Regions from separate parts of the Homo sapiens genome. Here region 1 is linked to region 2. The links are chromatin loops, found by intact Hi-C in ENCODE. Cell type or tissue: left ventricle myocardium inferior. All regions are shown on one strand. Links, peaks and the distances in the headings refer to the core of each region. The heading gives the core; the rest is flanking DNA.

Region 1 (2,815 bases), core at 85-2,584, 340 kb after region 2:
ATTTCTACTTTGATTCCCAAAGTACAGTATTATCTGTCTGTGCACTCGGGGTCTCTCTCGGGGTCTCTCTGGTAAAATGGACACCGTAAATGTCCTGTGCCAAGCCCACAGTCGAGGAAGGATTGCGGAATGTCCTGCAAGCAGCTCATGGCCTAAGACATTCGATTTACCTCCAAAACACACACAGAATTAGAAAAACATAGTTTGCCCGTGTTGTTGTTTTCTTTCCTACATTTGTTATTTTTGCTTTTGGAATTGTAAGGGGAGGAAGGAAGAGAAGGTAAAATTACAAGGCAGAAGGAAGAATCTAGCAGGACTAGATGGAAGGAGAGATGATGCAAAGAACGGTGCCCATGGGGGATGGAGCTTGGGAGTGAGGCCCGCGGCCAAGAGGTGGTGTCGAGGGAGCCAGCTCAGCATGGCGCTGCAGCCTCTGTCCTTGGCGCTGGCATCCACATCATGCCTGCCCCGGGCCTTCTTCCCTCAGACAACCCAAGACATTTTCCAGCCATTCAGACCAGCCCCCAGCAGAAAATCCTGCAAAATGTGCAGGGGCATGTTGAGTCTGGGAGGCAGGTGCTCAGGGACCTACAGGGGCCGGGGGACATCAAGGTGTATTGCGAGGTGGCACTGGCCTGGTGGCAGAGCTTCCTGGCTGTGTTTTTGATGACTGGTTGTTTGAATTGTGATGAATTCGAGTATCTTTGCTGGGGTCAGGCACTGTCTCTGAGGGAGGCAGTTGCTGAAAAGGAGGCTTTGTTATTTTTCTCATTGTTTCAAAACACACATTTGGAGCTTGCTCACCCTGCAGCACTGATGAACTGGGGAACCTGATGTGGAAGCACGAATCTGAGGAGCTCGAGGGAGGAGGAAGCTGTGTGGTTTAGTGGAGAGAATTTGGAGAGTTTAGTGGTAGTCTTGGTTTTGCCAGCAGTGTGACCTTGAGCAAGTCCCCTAGCAGGTCCAATAGTTGCACAACTCCAGAAGGTGCCCCTAGCATTGCATTTTTTCTATGTGGATGGTGCCCCCTTCAGCCAGGAGTTGGTACTGCATAATCCTCCAGCCCTTAAGGGTCTGCAAGATCAGGGGACGGGACAAAATGATCAGATAAGAGTTTACAGTCAGAACATCTCCAGCACCGAGAGAAACTTCCATAGGCCAGCAGTGGAGCTAGGAGACTGTTAATAACAACGACAACAACAAAAGAGCAATGCAGCTCCCCAAAATGCACGTGGCTGTGGGAGTGTGCCGCCCTTTCTGGTATGTCCCAGAATTTGAACACGTTTTCCTGTGAGAGCATATACTTCATCTAGTAATGAAAGTAAATATGAAGGCCAGGCCAGGTGGCTCATGTGTGTAATCCCAGCACTTTGGGAGGCCGAGGCGGGTGGATCACCTGAGGTTAGGAGCTCGAGTCCAGCCTGGCCAACATGGTGAAACCCCATCTCTACTAAAAATACAAAAATTAGCAGGTTGTTGTGGTGTGCCCCTGTAATCCCAGCTACTTAGGAGGCTGAGGCAGGAGAATTGCTTGAACCCAGGAGGCAGAGGTTGCAGTGAGCCAATATCTCACCACTACACTCCAGCATGGGTGAAGGAGTGAGACCCTGTCTCAAAAAAAATAAATAAATAAAAATAAAAATAAAGGAGAAAATGGGGTTCGCTGCGTAGAAATGCATATTCCAACCAGCTCTGCGCAGTGGGATTCCCAAACTCTACTGTGCGCAGGTTTGGCCCCTGGGTGGAAGTCACTTGATCTTTACTGAATGCCTACTACGTGCCAAGCATGATGCTAGGTGCTTTAAAAATACTGTATTTATTTATTAGTTTTTCCTCTTTATTTTACATTCATTCTTTTAAAAAAATTATTTTAAAAAATTATGGTAAAATATAAGAAACAAGATTTACAATTTTAAGCACTGTGGCATTAAGTACATTCGTATCGTTGTGCCACCATAGCCCTCCTCTTCTCCAGAACTTTTTTCATCTTGCAAAAATGAAACTCAGTACCCATTAAACAGTAACTCCCCATTGCCCCACCCCCAACCCTGACAACCACCATATGCCAGGTGCTTTTGAATACAGTAGTTCATTTAATCCTCTGCCACAGGTTAGGAGCTCTAGAAGCAGATGCTCAGACAGAGTCTACGGTGCAAGATGCCAGGGAACAACATCCAGGAAAGGAAGGAGAATTCAGGATTAGTGTGAAGGAGAAGTTGAATGGCCAAGCAGACCCAACAAAGTCTTGGCTAACCCCACTGGAAACTCTGGCATGTGTGTCCCACCTCTGGCCAAAATGGTGGGGGGCCCTGGAAGGGTCTTGGGCAAGGCAGCGGGGTGGGGAGCTGTCTGCTGACTGCATCTCCCCAGCCCGGCAAGTGGGGATCCTGGAAGTGGCGCATCTCTCTGACTACCACATCCTCATAGGAACTCTTGGAGTTAGGTGTTTTTATTTGGGTAGCTGAAGAGACTGATGTTCAGAGAGAATAAATGGCTTCTTCTTCTGTCTGCACGTAACCTAACCCATTAGTGGTAGAGCCAGCATCAGAACCTAAGTGGAGGAGGGAGACTCAGGTCCTGATTTTAATGAATACATTTTCCACAAGCTCATGCTGGGGATGAGAGGCGAGAGCAGGAGAGGGATCAGAGATGTGTGACAATGTTCAATATTCAAGGCATCCACACTATTTTTTGGGGACACACACATCTAAACAACCACTATAATGAAAGTCCAATCCGTGCAACAGAAGGACTAAGGGAAGAGCAGCAAGTTGTCTCTAGGGGAGCTGGGAGGATCTCTCAGGAGTGGCTTTCA
Region 2 (2,815 bases), core at 250-2,749:
TTTCTGTCAAATGTATACAATTACTGATTTGATTATTAAACCTGCAAAGTTATTTAACAATATTGTTAATCCATATAATAGCATGCCCTTACACATTTTCTCAATTAGCAGATACCAAAAATAGTTCTCATGACCGCCAAGAATATTTTTAAAATTAAAAAGTTGCGAGCCAGGGGCGGTGGCTCACGCCTGTAATCCCAGCACTTTGGGAGGCTGAGGCGGGTGGATCACCTGAGGTCAGGAGTTCGAGACCAGCCTGGCCAACATAGTGAAACTCCATCTCTACTAAAAATACAAAAAATTAGCTGGGCGTGATGGCAGGCACCTGTAATCCCAGCTACTAGGGAGGCTGAGGCAGGAGAATCGCTTGAACCTGGAAGGCAGAGGTTGCAGTGAGCGGAGATCGTGCCATTGCACTCCAGCCTGGGCAATGACAGCAAAACTCCATCTTAAAAAAAAAAAAGGAAAGAAAAGAAAAAGAAAAGAAATTAAAAAGTTGGGAAACACTGCCCAAATACAAGTACATGTAAAACAGCCATTAAAAACTCCTCCAGTCTACCTTTTATTCCAATTTAGATCATTCAGTTCTAATTTCCCACATCTATTTTATCTTTCCCATCTAACAAGATTAAGTTGATACCTAACATCTTAGCAAAAGGCAAAAACTTAAAGAACTATGTCACATATGGTATCTTCATTTTAATCCAAATGTTCTTAATTTTAACAAACCACATTCAACTATGTACATATAAATTGACATTAAACTTATATCCAATCTTTAGAATTCTTAAGACAATTCCTTCTTTGAATTAGCCTGTGATCTCATCTTACAAAAGAGTTATGTATAGTTAAGGTCAAATTACTCTTTACAGTCTCCTTTAATAATAGAATTTGGCAATTCAACTGATACATTCTTCCAGAGCAACAAGTAATCAAAATCTAAAACTATTAAAGTATTATTTGCTCTATGGGAATTACTTATTACCTGTTGACTCAACCGTATCTGCTGAAAGACACAGAAATCCTACCAAAGTTAATTTAAGGACTTACCAATTTCCCTTGCAATTCTGACAGCTTCTTCTGCATCCTGTAAAAGCAGGAAATGAGACTCAACATTAATCCCATGAGGCATTGCACAATGTCTTTAGGGCAGTCATATATTGCACTACTGTCTCCTCCGATTCATTTAATGTTCAATTTTACTACCTTCTAACCCTTTTCATTCAGAGAAATGTAAAATTAATACCATAAGTGGAATGTAAATTCTACCTCATCATTATTATATTAAGAAACTCAAAGCAGTTGAAATGAGCTGGCAGGAAGCACTACCAGAATTGCCAATGATTTGGTGCAGTTGCCGGAATTTAATGGCAGAATTTAGATGTTTACAATCAATACTGAATCATAAATCAGGTCATTAAAGCTTGTCCGCAGCCAGCTTGTTTCTGTCCAATATTATGTGTCATGTTTTCCTAGATTCTGTCAGCAGGGGGAGTTGATTCTCTATTGTTTGGGAGTAGTTGATCGATTTTGCAGAAATATGAAAGTTAATTTCCAGTACCTACAGGAATTACGAATTGTTCCAAAAAATCCTTTTGGTAATCTGCATTACCTTTTCTTTTCTATTGTTTCTTTCTTTTTTTTTTTTTTCAGGTACATATTTTATCTCTACAATTGTATCTTGTTACATAAATTAAAAAAAAACTTTAATTTCAACGAACCAACTACTGGAGGAAAAAACTCCAAAAAGCAAAAGAAAGAAAATACCTTCCTAAACAGTAAGGGGTAAAAGTTTATCCATTTAAGGATTAGTTATTGCTAAATATTAACCAATGCCACTTCTACCTCTAAGAAGATGAAAAGACAAAAACTTCCCTTGAATCTAAGTAATTTCACTGATCATTAACCCTCACCTAACACATCCAACACAGGACACTGCTGAATCATTTCCCCAAATAACAATAAAGATAATGTTGAAATCTAAGCCTCCTTCGTGTGTGTGGGTATGTGTGGGGTGTGTGTGTGTGTGTGTGTGTTTGTGTAATTCAGTGACACAAACTAAACTACCACAAAGACTGACAATATTGTTTTGAAACCACAGCTGGTAAGTGTGACTGAATTTTTAGAAAATGACTAAAATGCTGAAGTGAAGCCCAGTGTTTTTTAAGCTTTTAAGCTAATACGTTTAAAATGTAGAGCAACCATGTCAGAATCCTCCGAGAAGGGGGCGGGGGGGGATGTTTATAACTGGTTCACTTATGTCTAATAAAAAAAAATCTTCTTTAAAGTTCTTCAGTACCTAATAACATCCCCTGAATAAGGAGGTTGGCAGGGGAAGTTGTCAGAAAAATTTAATTTCCTTTCATTAGCCAGTCTGCTCCACAAATAGGTGCTTGTTAAGTTCAAAGGGGTCCTGAAAGCGACATCAGTTTTAAGTTGTTTTTTTTTTTTTTTACTCCAAGCAGTCACATCTGCTAATGAGATTTTCCAAATAACAATTGTTTTCAAGTCAGAGATAAATCTATATCTCCCACCCTATGCCTTCCAAAATCAAGGTTTACTGCTTTATTACACGTTGCTGTTTTCGCTGACCCTACATTCTCCAAACTTTAGCTTAAAGGGATGAAAATCCATGAAAAGGGTCATTTAAGAATGTTAGTGGTTTCCACACATTGAGTTGGAAGGTTCTTTGTTCCAGCCAGTGACAGTTATTGGAGAATACTTCCCCTTAATAGCCTCTCTGTCAGGAAGTGTTAAACCTGCCAAATGCGAACAATTAGTGCCTCTTGAACAAAATACAGGAAGAGTGATGGCT

The links. Hi-C counts contacts between places; a loop is a spot of excess contacts. Peaks named below come from ENCODE experiments on the same cell type or tissue, not always from the same donor. Only the 100,000 strongest peaks of a DNase experiment are listed, where the experiment ranks them.
Region 1: it touches region 2 in a loop (3-fold over the local background); 13 of 110 quality-filtered maps call a loop at or near these places.

Annotation. Positions count from the first base shown.
Region 1 is chr13:99,898,744-99,901,558 of GRCh38, reverse strand. The region is part of intron 1 of CLYBL-AS3 (CLYBL antisense RNA 3); the gene reads left to right. It also overlaps a transcript of CLYBL not described here. Among named protein-coding and RNA genes, the nearest start is that of CLYBL-AS3, 57 kb to the left of the region's middle. RefSeq lists an enhancer at 421-997. In left ventricle myocardium inferior, for the core only: a CTCF peak has its summit at 1,030 (motif pointing left); no DNase peak of the experiment used is centred there; H3K27me3 peaks cover 2,500 bases.
Region 2 is chr13:100,234,114-100,236,928 of GRCh38, reverse strand. PCCA (propionyl-CoA carboxylase subunit alpha) reads right to left here. Exons shown (of 24, transcript NM_000282.4): 8 at 1,051-1,087. Among named protein-coding and RNA genes, the nearest start is that of PCCA, 150 kb to the right of the region's middle. In left ventricle myocardium inferior, for the core only: a CTCF peak has its summit at 1,483 (motif pointing right); no DNase peak of the experiment used is centred there.